2 separate regions of the Homo sapiens genome follow, and region 2 is linked to region 1. Evidence: chromatin contacts called from ENCODE Hi-C data. All regions are on one chromosome and are shown on one strand. Each heading gives the region's core, a stretch centred on a gene start or an enhancer-like site at or near the end of the contact. The rest is flanking DNA. Distances are from core to core; before and after follow the strand shown.

The links. A loop is a pair of places that touch in the nucleus more often than their neighbours do. Pooled maps may share reads with other maps.
Region 2: a loop to region 1 is called in a map of naive thymus-derived CD4-positive, alpha-beta T cell, with 17 times the contacts of the local background. The contact joins the promoter of CLTA here to the promoter of ZCCHC7 in region 1. A Hi-C loop is called at or near these places in 1 of 168 maps with a recorded cell type or tissue (naive thymus-derived CD4-positive, alpha-beta T cell) and 6 of 50 pooled maps.

Annotation. Positions count from the first base shown.
Region 1 is chr9:37,118,210-37,124,554 of GRCh38, forward strand. ZCCHC7 (zinc finger CCHC-type containing 7) reads left to right here and starts at 2,365. Exons shown (of 9, transcript NM_032226.3): 1 at 2,365-2,414. LOC105376034 (a long non-coding RNA gene) reads right to left here and starts at 2,191. Exons shown (of 3, transcript NR_188580.1): 1 at 1,587-2,191. RefSeq lists an enhancer at 2,027-2,106.
Region 2 is chr9:36,187,845-36,194,189 of GRCh38, forward strand. It overlaps CLTA (clathrin light chain A), which reads left to right and starts at 3,077. Exons shown (of 5, transcript NM_001833.4): 1 at 3,077-3,429. The coding sequence starts at 3,213. RefSeq lists enhancers at 2,712-3,337, 3,053-3,272.

The sequences.
Region 1 (6,345 bases), core at 1,115-3,614:
GATGGGGTCTTCTTATGTTGCCCAGGCTGGTCTCCAACTCCTGAGCTCAAGCGATCCACCTGCCTCAACCTCCCAAAGTGCTGGGATTACAGCCATGAGGCACCTTGCTTGAGCTTTAAACATTTTTGTTCAGACGGTCTCATTCTGGAGTGCAATGGTGCGATCTCGGCTCACTGCAGCCTAGACCTCCGCAGTTCAAACCTCAGCCAGGAACAGCTGGGACTCCAGGTGTGGGCCACCACGCCCTGTTATTATTATTATTTTTTTGACACGGAGTTTCTCTCTTGCTGCCCAGGGTGGAGTGCAATGGCGCAATCTCGGCTCACTGCAACCTCCGCCTGCCGGGTTAAAGCGATTCTCCTGCCTTAACCTCAGGAGTGGCTAGGATTACAGGCATGCGCCATCACGCCCGGCTAATTTTGTATTTTTACTAGAGACGGGGTTTCGCCATGTTGGTCAGGCTGGTCTCCAACTCCTGACCTCAGGTGATCCGCCCGCCTCGGCCTCCCAAAGTGCTGGGATTACAGGCGTGAGCCACTGCGCCCAGTCGCCCAGTTAATTTTTAAATTTTTAAATTTTTTTGTAGAGACAGCGTCTTGCTATATTACCCCGGCTGGTTTCGAATTCTCGGCCTTAAGCTATCCTCCCACTTCGGGCTCCCAAACAGGTGAGAGCTACCCCATTAGCCAGGCAGGCATTCAAACTTTATCAGGCCCAGAGGGACTTGAGTATGGTACTTCAGTTAGCACCATCCCATGTAGGTGGTGGTGGGGGTGGGGGTGGGGGGTAGGGGTGTGTGGCAATTGTTTAAAGGCATTTTGTTCTTTTCTTCCCAGTACCTGCATCACCCTTTATCTTCGTGTTCCTAAAATTTGTGATAGAAAGAACAATGTGTAGCCAATGGATAGCTTATGTTATTTTAGTGTCAATTCTTGGTATGTAGTTTAGCAAAAGCCTCTTCTTTTTTCCTTTAAAAATTCACTCGTGGCCGGGCGCGGTGGCTCACGCCTCTAATCCCAGCACTTTGGCAGGTCGAGGCCAGGAGTTCGAGACCAGCCTGGCCAACATGGTGAAACCCCGACTCTACTAAAAATACAAAAATTAGCTGGGCGTGGTGGCAGGCGCCTGTAATCCCAGCTACTTCGGAGGCTGAGGCAGGAGGATGGCTTGAATCTGGGAGGCGGAGGTTGCAGTGAGCCGAGACCGCGCCATTGCACTCCAGCCTGGGCAACAACTGCGAAACTCCGTCTCAGGAAAAAAAAAAAAAAAAAAAAAAAAAAAACCATAAAGAAAGAAAAAAATTCACTCGTAGCTGCTACAAGAAGTGTAATGGCTCATGCCTGTGATCCCAGTGCTTTGGGAGACAGAGGTGGGAGGATCGATACCTTTAAGCCTGGAGCTTCACAAGACAAAGAACTCAGTTGAAACTGCTGCTTATCGGATCACATATTAAGGGCAACTTGAATTGATGATCCCAGGTTGCCCTCATCAAACTTGGCCCAAATAAATTCTCCACTTATATTAACTTTGCCTCAGTTTTTCCTTTAGGTCGACAGTTATTTCTAAAGTTCTACAGATGGGTTTACCTTGTATTAAAATAAGGTGTGAGAAGGGCAAATGAAGCCAGAGGCTCCCAGCACAATCTTGCAACCTTCAGAGACTTCCAAAGGATCAGCATTAACTCCAATATTTAGCAGGAGTGCAGCTCTTCGAGATTCACAAAGTGTTAATCTGTTGCCTAGAATTCCAGAGAGTTGGAGGCGCCCAGTGTGAACTGTGTTCCGCCTAAAAGAAAAAGCGACCAGCCTAAGATCATGAGCGCAAGGGAGAAGCTTGAAGCCATGCGCTCTCAAGTACGCGTTTCCCGCTGCCCAGGTCTGCGGGCCAAGCAGCCAGCCACGCTGGCCCTCGTCATGCACGCGATCAGCTAGGCTCCCGCGCCACGTGGCACTGAGAAGGCGTCCACCGAGCGCCAGGGAGAAGGAGGCGGAGCCCGGCCTCAACCTCGCCCGTGTCCTCATGGGGGTTGTAGTTTTCCTCGCGGGGGTAGAGGGCACGAACTCCCCGGCTTTTGCCCGGTAAATAGCATCTCCTTCGTACGAGTCATTCAAATAATAGATGCAGCCTAGGTAGCTTCAAGAGAAGTTGGGAAGGGGAAGGGGGAAAGCAAGGAAGGCAAACCTAATAATTATGGGCGGGGCAGAGAACGGTTCGCACCCACTACGCATGCGCACATCAGGCGCGGCAGGTGGGCGGGGACGGAAAGGCGGTGACTAGAGCTGTGTTGTCCCCGGAAGTGCCTTCCCTCCCGGGTCTGCGCGGACGCGGCCTCCTTACCTCATTTGTCCTCGCCCCTCCCCGTCCCTCTACGCGTTTTGGTTCCCGGTTGGTGCTTCCTGTTCGCAGCTGCGGCAGTGAGTATGTGTGTGACGGACCCCCGCCGCCCGCGGCTCGGGACCCCTGCCTACCCTCCTTCTTGCCCGCCGGGCTGTGGAACTAGCGCGTGCCCCCTCGCCGGCCTCGACGTCTCCCGTCCGCCCCTCACTCGTGGCAGGGCGCAGCTCCTGGTCCGTCACCTGCGCGCCGCCCCACGCGGCCGGGCTGCGGGTCTAGGGGGTCCGCGTCTCCCTGGCTTTCCAAGGGCTAATGCCGTGATTCTAGAGCGGCTGGGCGTCTAGGGCCTCGGTGAGGGTGGCGTGTCTGCCCTTTTTATTTCCCCGCAAGGCCCCCAGTCTTCTAGGGAAGCCAGTCAGTGAAGCGCGGAGGTCCCGGCGCGCCGAGAGAGAGTCCAGTCTTTGAGGACCGAGTAGTCCTGGGCCACCTCCCGCCTCTGCTGTCAGAAGCAGCAGCTGCAGCAGTAGAATCCAAAATTTCGGGAGCTGTGACCCTTTCCTCATGTAAAACGAGTAGACTTGGACTGTGTTTACTAAGGCGCCCTTTATCCCTCCCATCCTGTGAGCGGACAGTTGCCTTCAACTTTTGGGAAGAGCTGCTGGTTCGGTGGAAAAGCTGTGGCTGGGAATCAGGAGGCCTGGGTTCTAGCCGTGGCTCCCCCACGGATTCGCTGGCGATTCCAGAAAGCTCTTATTGAAGCTGAATTTAAGATTATTTCAGATTGCACAGTTGAATTACGGGCTGCATTAGTAGGGCCTTTTTAGCTCAGTGAATAAGTTTCTCTGAGCTCCTTTCTCCAACTATAAAACGAGAGCGTTCAATTTGATGACTTTTCAGGTCCCCTCAGAAGCTCTTGACTTTGTGGTTTTCTTTTTCTTTTTAAAATTTTTTCTAGGACCGTTAGAGAAATGACTTCGTGTTTGAATAGTTAGGCTGTCGCATACAAAGACTTTTAAATGGATTGTGTGTATACTTAGGAAAGCGTTATGCTTTCAGGAGAATCTGAGCATGGGGAATAAAGTCAGGAAGGATCGCAAGTGAGGATTATATTAATATGATAATTAGCACGGTAAGAGACTGCATGACCGAAGGAAAAGGGCTAAGGGAAAGGTGAAGGAAATGTTTCCGGATAGGATTAGTTCTCGTAAAAATCATATATATATCCCAAGAAGAGCTGGGACTTAAGTGACTAAATTTAGCTTATTTTTTTTCCCCCACTGAAATACTGTGCTCTGTTTGTCTTTTGTGACTTTTGTTTTACACATTTGGATTCTCCATCCCAATCAGATTTGATTCAGAGTGGCCATCGCATTTGAAAAATGGACAGACATTTTAACCCTTTAGACAATTGTGTTTCAACTGTCCTGTCAGGGCAGCTTACTAAGAGTAAGAAAAATTTTACTTTGAAAGTAAAGTGTATTCATCACATTCCAATGAAAATTGGACTGAAAATGAGGCTGTGGATTTGATTTAAATCGGCCGGAGATGGATGCGTGTGTCATCAAGAAGGAACATCTAGGGAGGCTAAAGATATTTGGAAGTAAATAAGAGCAAAAGGTCAGAATGACCAGTAGGTAGACTGTGAGAGCAGAAGGATTGATTAAAGACTGTGTTAAGTAAATGCTGAAAGCTTAAATAAGCCTTAAGTTGTCTAGTTTAAAACAATTCAGTCAATGAATACTGCTCCCTCTTTTGAATGGTAATAGCCTTTGCAGTTATTCTATAGCTGTTTTATATTTGTTAAGGTATTTTAATTCTTAGATAAGTTTCATTTGCATGATATTTTAAGATGTTATATAGGAAACATCTTTTCTGGTCATGGGATTGATAGTTTTTGAGTACCAACTTGGGAGATTCTTAAATGGCAAACTGACAAACGTGTGTTTTCCTTACACCTAAAATGTCTCATTTAGTTTTTAAACTCTGCTGGGACATAAAATGGATATTTGTGAGGTAAATTTAGGTGTTAGAACCAATGCAAATATTGCAATGAAGGAAGGTTTTTCTTCAAAAAATCTTAATTTGAAGTTAACTTATTTGAAAATTTTATTTTGGGCCATGTGCGGTGGCTCACGCCTGTAATCCAGGCACTTTGGGAGTCCGAGTGGGGCGGATCACGAGGTCAGGAGTTCGAGACCAGCCTGGCCAACATGGTGAAACCCGTCTCTGCTAAGAATACAAAAATTACCCAGGCGTGGTGGCGCGTGCCTGTAATCCCAGCTACTTGGGAGGCGGAGGCAGGAGAATTTCTTGAACCCAGGAGGAGGAGGTTGCAGTGAGCCGAGATTGCGCCACTGCACTCTCACCTGGGGGACAGAACGAGACTCCGTCTCAAGGGGGAAAAAAAGAAATTTGTTTAAAAATTTTAGTAAACAGTTGGCTGAGAATCACAGAAATGTGAATCACTTCTAGCCGTGTTCTTAACCAGCTGCATAACCTTGAATAGGCTTCCTATCTCTTTGTATTTCAGTTTCCTGATGGGAAGATTGAGGAGTCTGTATGAGATAATCTGATTTTGTTACCTAGTTAGTATACTTGGGAATCATGTACAGGGATAAAAAAGCTGAGAAAGCCTTCTGAGTCAAGGGTGTGTGTGTGTGTGTGTGTGTGTGTGTGTGTGTGCGTGTGCGTGTGTGTGTAAAAAACATATATTGTCTTCCAAGACACTTTTTAAAAGGGTAAATTAAATTCATTTGAACGTAATTAAAGCAGTAACATTAACGAAAACAACCTTAGGCAGACCTTAACCCTGGCATACATAAACTACCTAAATAAGAGAGCACGTTATGCCCAGCACAATTTTCAAGTACAGACGGTACAAAATCCTCTTAAAGGCCATAGGGGCTAAATTGTTAAATTCATTTTTCTACATTTCAGGGAAAGAGATAAATCCTTTGACCCAAGGAAGTCAGTTTTTATTATGGTTCTGTAGTTTATTTTTGGCATACATTCACAGGTGTGCCTATGGCTCTATTCTTAATCCCTTTCCTTTGGGATGGCTGCAAGAGTAGTACAAACTTGTAACTTTGTAATTTGGCTTTTTAATTTTTTCTGTGCTGCACTGGAATTATGTTTTGTCTTAAGTCCACACTGGATCCTCAGGATGGATCCAGTGAGGATTTTGAAAGAAGCATAATTCCTTTGACTTCTTTTAGAATTAATTTACCTATTAAATAAAAAGGAAAGGATTCATCTTTTATTCGAATTCCTCTGAGGCTAACAATTCAATATAAACTGATGAATGCTGTGAGCATTATTCAGACAATCACATTCAATTTGTGTGACAGTAACAGCATAGCCACCTGAAGGACAGTGCAACAAGGGCACAGGTATATGATACCCTTTAGAAGAAAAGCATTACAGGTGGGTTTATTTGTTTCTGGAAAACAAACAACTCCAGTAGGAATGTAGTACATTTTTGGCTCTTGTCCATTTGGTTTTTGGGATTAAGGTGGTTCTATTACCAGAACTACCACCACAACACCCTGGTATTTTTGGGCAGAAATTTGGGACACTAAGAAAACAACTATTTTTTATTTTATGTGTATAGCTGTTAGTGGAAGAAAGAATAAATAGGCATCATTATTGCTCTTTAGGCTGTCCCTGATTTTGGACACACACTTATTTTTTCAGGGCTCTCATTTTAATCAGTAGTCCATCAGTACCTAATGGAAACATCTACTGTGTAGAGTTTTGGTTGCTGATGCTAGAATTTAAGACTTTGGAGTAGTCGAAAGACAACAGAGAAATTCATCTCATAATTTTTGTATTTTAAGCACATACTAGATTTATCAGGGCTGAAGAACAAATGCCCGATGGTGTAGTTCATTTATTCATTTATGAATTCAGCAAACGTTTGTAGCTGACCCCGAAAATACCAGTTACCCTGTTTGGCTTTGGTGATTCATTGTTTAGCAGAGTGCATATAGTTCCTGCCCTCCTGGGATTTGT
Region 2 (6,345 bases), core at 1,827-4,326, 930 kb before region 1:
TTGGATGTAGGCAGGCAGAACCAACAGATGTCCACTATGCTTCCATCCCTCAACCTAGTGCAAACTGATTTCCACTCCTGGCATCCACTGACATCTCTCTCACCAAGGTGACCAGGGAACTTGATGGCCAAGAGCATCTGCTCAGCTCTCATTCTTCACCTTTCTGCTAGTCACTCCTTCCTTCTGCAAACTCTGCTTGACTTCCATCACCCAGCTCTAACTGAACCCTCTCCAATCTCTCTGACCCACCCCTCTACCTCCTTCACATATAGCCATCCTCCAAGATTTAGGCCTCAGTCCTTCCCTCTCTAGTCTCCATCTGTGGTCCCACTCTCTCCTATACACACTTCTGTTGGGAGCCGAAAAGGCCAAAGGGATCGTGACCAACTCAGCATTCCACTGGAGGCTATATGATCAAACAGCAAACTGTTTATCATGAATGTAGGATGTGAGCAAACACACTGCACCTGCCACCAAAAGGTTTGCTGATGGACATCACTCCTTGGTGCAGGGCTCCTTGAAGTTATCTAAGAAATCTAGCACCTATTGTTCAAAAGATGCAGTCTCACAAGCCTGCTGTGAACCAAACCTCTAACTGACAATTACCGACAATCACCCCCCCTTTCTCGCTCTCTTTTGCCTACGAAATACGGAGGGATGTGTAAAACTCAGGGCCCTTGTCCACTAGAGGCAAAGTGCCCCCTGACCCCTTCTTCCAAATATACTCTTTTGTCTTGTCTTTTATTCCCATTGCCCACCCACCTTTGTTCAGTCCACCAGGGATCATGGCAGGCTACACACTTCTAGTTCCTGGACATCTTCTAAATCTTCTGTCTCCCAGCAATCACCTGGGCTCCCCCAAAGCCCTCAAACTAATGGTTCTGGCAATTTCACAGATTCATGATTTATGACCCCATCCTTTCCCCTTGCCTTTTTCCCAGCCCGTACCTCTGGTCGGTCACCAAGTTAGTCACTTCCCTACTGGGACCCGCTTTCCCATCAACGCTCCCCACTCAGCTCCATACCTCTGCCCTGCCCAGACCTTCATCATGTCACTCCTGACATCTCTGCCCACAGCCTCTGCCCCATCCATCCTGCAACCAGGGACCCGATTAACCTCCTAAGCAGCAGTTGATCAAAACATTCCTTTATCTGAAACCTTCTATGGTTCCTTATTGCCATTAAGATTCCTTAACATGGAATGCTTTCAGGGCTCCAGAATCTGTCCCCAGATTTTCCTTCAATTATTCATCTTGCTGAGCTCTTCAGACTCCAACTAATTTACTCACTGTCCCCAAAACATGCCAAACATTTTCCCACCTCTGAACTTTTACATGACACTAACATTAGACCCTCATTATTGACTCTTCTAAACGTTCCCCATATTTCAAAACTGAGCTCCAAGCCACCTCTGTGAAATCATCCGTAAACACATCAGCTATTCCTCCAATTTTGAGTGTATACTTGTTTGTTGCTTTTGCATAATATGTAATGCCTCCTCTAGCAAGGGAATCACAGGAGAGTTTCTCCCAAAGTCATGCATTTCCCCAAAAAGAATGCTGTCTGTTCCGGAGCTACTACTGTTGTGAGCAACTAAAAGTTGTCTTCCTTGGGCTCTCTCATAGTAGTCCCTGCCCCTCTTTTCCTCATGAGACTATGTCAAGGCTAATGTGAAAATACTTCATGCACTGTTGCCAATGTATGTTAGGGATGAGCATAAAACAACAGACAAGGGGAAACAGAATCAATTGCAGACCCTAACATTTTAACTTTCTTAAATGTTTTTCTTCAACACTTTCCTATGGTTCATACTTTAAATGACTTTAAAATTATGCTTTAAGTAAATATATGCTTTAAATAATTTTTATTTGCTTCATTTTTCCTTCATAGCTATCCCTTTTTTTTTGTCATCAAAGATATGTGCGTTTTTTATAAAAACACTTTCTTGTCCCCTGCTGACTACCTCTGGAAGCTTCTTGTTGACCTCTGGTTTTTTGGTTTCTTTTTTTGGCTTTTCATTTCTTAGGGTGGTGGTGGTGGTAGTGAAGGAGAGGGGTCTTCTGGTGGCCCCTGCATAAGCACTCCCCCTCAACATGAGCATGATTAACTGGAACCACTGTTATTTCTGTGGTGTAGACAAAATGAGCCATGTAGCTATTAACATCTCCCTGATTTAAAAAGAAACACGGAACTTTCTTTTTCCTGCTGTCCTTAGGGAGGAAAGGTGTAAATATAAGAGACTGTAGCTAGTATCTTGGAAGTCCCCAGGAGACAGGCGTTTCCTCTTGGTCACTGACTCTCTGGGTCACTGACGCTCCTTGAACAGCAGGGCCACCGTGTCTCCCTTTGAAGCAAGTGATCCTTAAGGAATTTTCCAGGTTTAGTAACTTCTGTCTAGCTCCGAAAAGACGTAATGGCTGCAAAAGTGCTTCGTTGAAGAAGATAAGATATATTCATTTTTAAATAAAAATACTTATGGGCGAGAAAAATCGGAGTGGACTGAATCAATTACAGTAAATCTATGGGCTCTAAGGGAGCAAATAATCCAGGCTGGCTGAAAGAATTAAATATTTTAAATTTATAAAGCCAGGGACCCTCAAATCCATAAAAGGATTCAATCTTCTTCTTCTTTTTTTTTAGGATTCAATCTTCTAATAATCCCGGGAGGGGGCGCAAGAGCAGGATTCTTGTTTCTATTTTACGAATGAGGAAACTGAGGTTCAGAAAGCCTAAGTGGCATGCCTCTTCAGTAATCGGCCAATCGTCGCTGCCCTAACTTCACCTCACCTCCCAGTGCAGCACTAGAGTCCCCTCAGGGGTGGCCGTCCCTGGTCAGTCCAGCTCCAGCAGACGGGGTGGGTAGGACGCTCCCTATCAGGCAGCACTTCCGCCTCCCGGGGCCCGCGCAGCTCACCTCCCTCACCTCCCGCCCTACCCCAGTCACGAGTTGTTTTAGGGGGACCGCCCCTCCACTTGCTGATTGGGTAGCTCCTGAACCATTGTTGTCCTCTGATTGGTTGTTCCCTTTTCGGCTCTGCAACACCGCCTAGACCGACCGGATACACGGGTAGGGCTTCCGCTTTACCCGTCTCCCTCCTGGCGCTTGTCCTCCTCTCCCAGTCGGCACCACAGCGGTGGCTGCCGGGCGTGGTGTCGGTGGGTCGGTTGGTTTTTGTCTCACCGTTGGTGTCCGTGCCGTTCAGTTGCCCGCCATGGCTGAGCTGGATCCGTTCGGCGCCCCTGCCGGCGCCCCTGGCGGTCCCGCGCTGGGGAACGGAGTGGCCGGCGCCGGCGAAGAAGACCCGGCTGCGGCCTTCTTGGCGCAGCAAGAGAGCGAGATTGCGGGCATCGAGAACGACGAGGCCTTCGCCATCCTGGACGGCGGCGCCCCCGGGCCCCAGCCGCACGGCGAGCCGCCGGGGGGTCCGGGTGAGAGTGCGGGCGCGTTTGGGGCGAGAGGACTTGTCTGGAAACTCGGTCCACAGTGGGTCCGAGAGCTTCTGTGTGACTCGTGCTCCTTGCTGAATTAGGAGGTTAGGGAGCAGTGCAAACAGGAAACGAGACCCTGGCCCGGTCTTTCAGAAACCTAGGCTCGAGAAGCCTGTTCGGTTCTCAGCATGTTTGAGTGCTTCTGGGCGCGGGCGGAGCGAGAAAGCAAGTGTAGGGTGGCAGGCTCCGGAGCCGGAAGAAGCCCGTTCAATTCAGCAACTTTTCATTAAGCATTTGCTGTGCCTTTAGTCCGGTCTCTGAAGCAACCGCATTGGCGCAGTTTTTCCAGACTTATAAGCTTATAAGTCTGAGCCGAGCACAGAACTCGTTATTAGAAAAGGAGGGCGGAAAAAAATAAGAATGGAAATATCGTTTTTGAGAGATACAAACAAAAGTAGCAATGCAGTTCAGCATTTAAGCACTTAAGGTGTACAGAGTGTTGGATTACGAGGAGGAAGGAGGGAGTAGGGAACTCGAAAGATGATCTAGGTCTGGAGAAAGAACTGCCAAGCGCGGTAGGAGTTTGCTATCGTTGAGCGATTGATTTACAGCTAGGACTTCTGGAGCTCTTCCTCTGGGAACAGCTTTGGTAGGCAATATTGCCTAAGCAGAACCCAAGATTAGCCTAAACCAATCAGGGAGGGATGAAGAGGTGAATAGAGAATGTTCTCAGCCAAACTCAAGTAAAAATGGGGCAGGTAGGATGGCAGTTTGACCTTTGGATGCCTTAACCTGTGTGTGATGCTTAGGATCATGAGTGGAAAAGACCTACTTAATAATACAAAGAAGTAGGAAATTTAGCTAGAAGAAATGAAATACGGCTTTTCATTCACTTAAAAAATTCCAACTAAGGGAGAATAGGGCACTACTGGGGCATATAGGAGTAGTGTCTACCCTAAATTCAAACCTTAAGGAGCCAGGTAGGTAACATATACGAGAGAAGCTGGCTTGACATGAGACAGTAGAAGTGTTGGAGACTGAGGCTTTGCTGCACTATAGTAGTGCTCTGTGTAAAGGCATTCAGATCCAGCAGTCTCAAGTTACTGTGCCAGCCAGGCGGAACCTTTTGATGGATGGGTTGGTGGGTGTGCTGCTAGTTTGCAGCCTCTTGAGTTTTTGACTGCACCATGTTGCTTCCTAAACAAATCAGTCCCCCAATAAGAACTTAGTGGGAACATGTAATATGCCCGAATATGCAACTTTATAGCGGGTAGGTTGGACTAAACTAGGCTGTGATTGTGAGATGAAGTTGGCCTTAAGTGATTAGGGGATATTTTCATTGGGTGGTCTCTAACATTTGTCTGAGAATTTTAAAATTGACTTCTTAGACCCTTAGTTTAACCTTCCTCATTTAATAGAAGAGAAGCAATCCTAGAGAGAAACGACTTGCTTAAAAAAGCACGAGTTAATAGCTGAGCCCCAAGTCTACCCACTCTTAGAATATACCACATTCTGTTGCAGTGTTTAGTTGTTTTAGCAGGGGTGTAGTGCGATAACAGACAGGCAGCTGTGGCTGTCCCAGGTGGAACAGATTTGGGAGAAGCAGAACCCAAGATCTGTAGTTGGAAGATTGTCCTGATTCAAGGACAGTGTTACCCTTACTGTTTTATCTCCACTGCCTAGCAGTGTGTCTGACATGTAGTAGATGCTCACGTTTGACAAAGAAATGGGCAAAAATGTCAGATCCAAGGGTCCTATGTAGAACTGACAGATCTTGGTGACGGGCAGTTAGGGAAGGTAAAAGGGAGAGAATAGAGTTGGATGCTCGGTCCTTTGTGCATCAAGCCTTCGGCAAAGGGAAGGAAAGAAATGGTTGCTGACTTAGTTCCTAGGAGGGACTTTCTTAGTGAACTAAGCATTTGGTGACTTAAAGCCAGATTCCTGACAGTGTAATTGAAGTTGGTAATATGCAGTGGTCAGCATTTCCTTTGGAGTTTAGAGAACTGATTGGACACTTTTTCTCTCTTAGTTTTCTTTTTCCTTCTTTTTTTTTTTTTTTAAAGATATGCTCTAGTGGTTAAGATTCTATGCTATCCTAAACTGCTTGAGTGTGAGTTTAGCTTTGTGATCTCAGACAATGTATATAACTACCACCACTGCCCGGCCTCAGTTTTCTCCTTTGTAAAAGTTGCATAATATAATTTATAATGCTATGTGGCATCTTTAGGATTACATTAAAGAGTGTCTATAAAGTGCTTACAGTTATATTAAGTATCTAGTGAATTCCAGCTACTATTAGTGGGAGAAAGGAGTTACAAGGCCTTTAGGCTTTGAAGTGTACTGAGTAAATTGAGGTTTTAGGCGGGAGCTCTCTTTCTGATGTATTATACAGAGATATATAGGCAGTCAGCTATGACAGATTGATGAGAGGAAAATAAACTGGCCCCAGCCTTGCGGAAAGCGTCTATGGAGGATGGGCACAGGCAAAAACCAGAGGGGTTAGGGCTAAGCCTTGGATGACTCCTTTGGTTGTTAAGAGATCCAGAAAAGAGACGTAGGTTTAGAGGCAGGAAGAAACCAGCTGGGTGAAGTGATATTGAGGTAACCAGCTGTGGGGGATATTGAGGAAGAACAGGTGGTCATGAAGGAGGCAGCACAAGTGGAGCTGTTGAAAAGCTCTCAATCATGAGGGCTGAGTCGGGGAAGAGAACAGGAGAGACAAGCCACAGAGAGAGTACAGCAGTAAGGCACTATTATGGTGTTTTGTTGTTTTTGAGACAGTCGCTCTGTCACCCAGGCTGGAGTGCAGTGGTGCGATCTCGGTTCACTGCAACCTCCGCCTCCTGGGTTCAAGCAGTTATCCTGCCTCAGCCTCCCGAGTAGCTGGGATTACAGGCGCCCACCACCGTGCCCAGC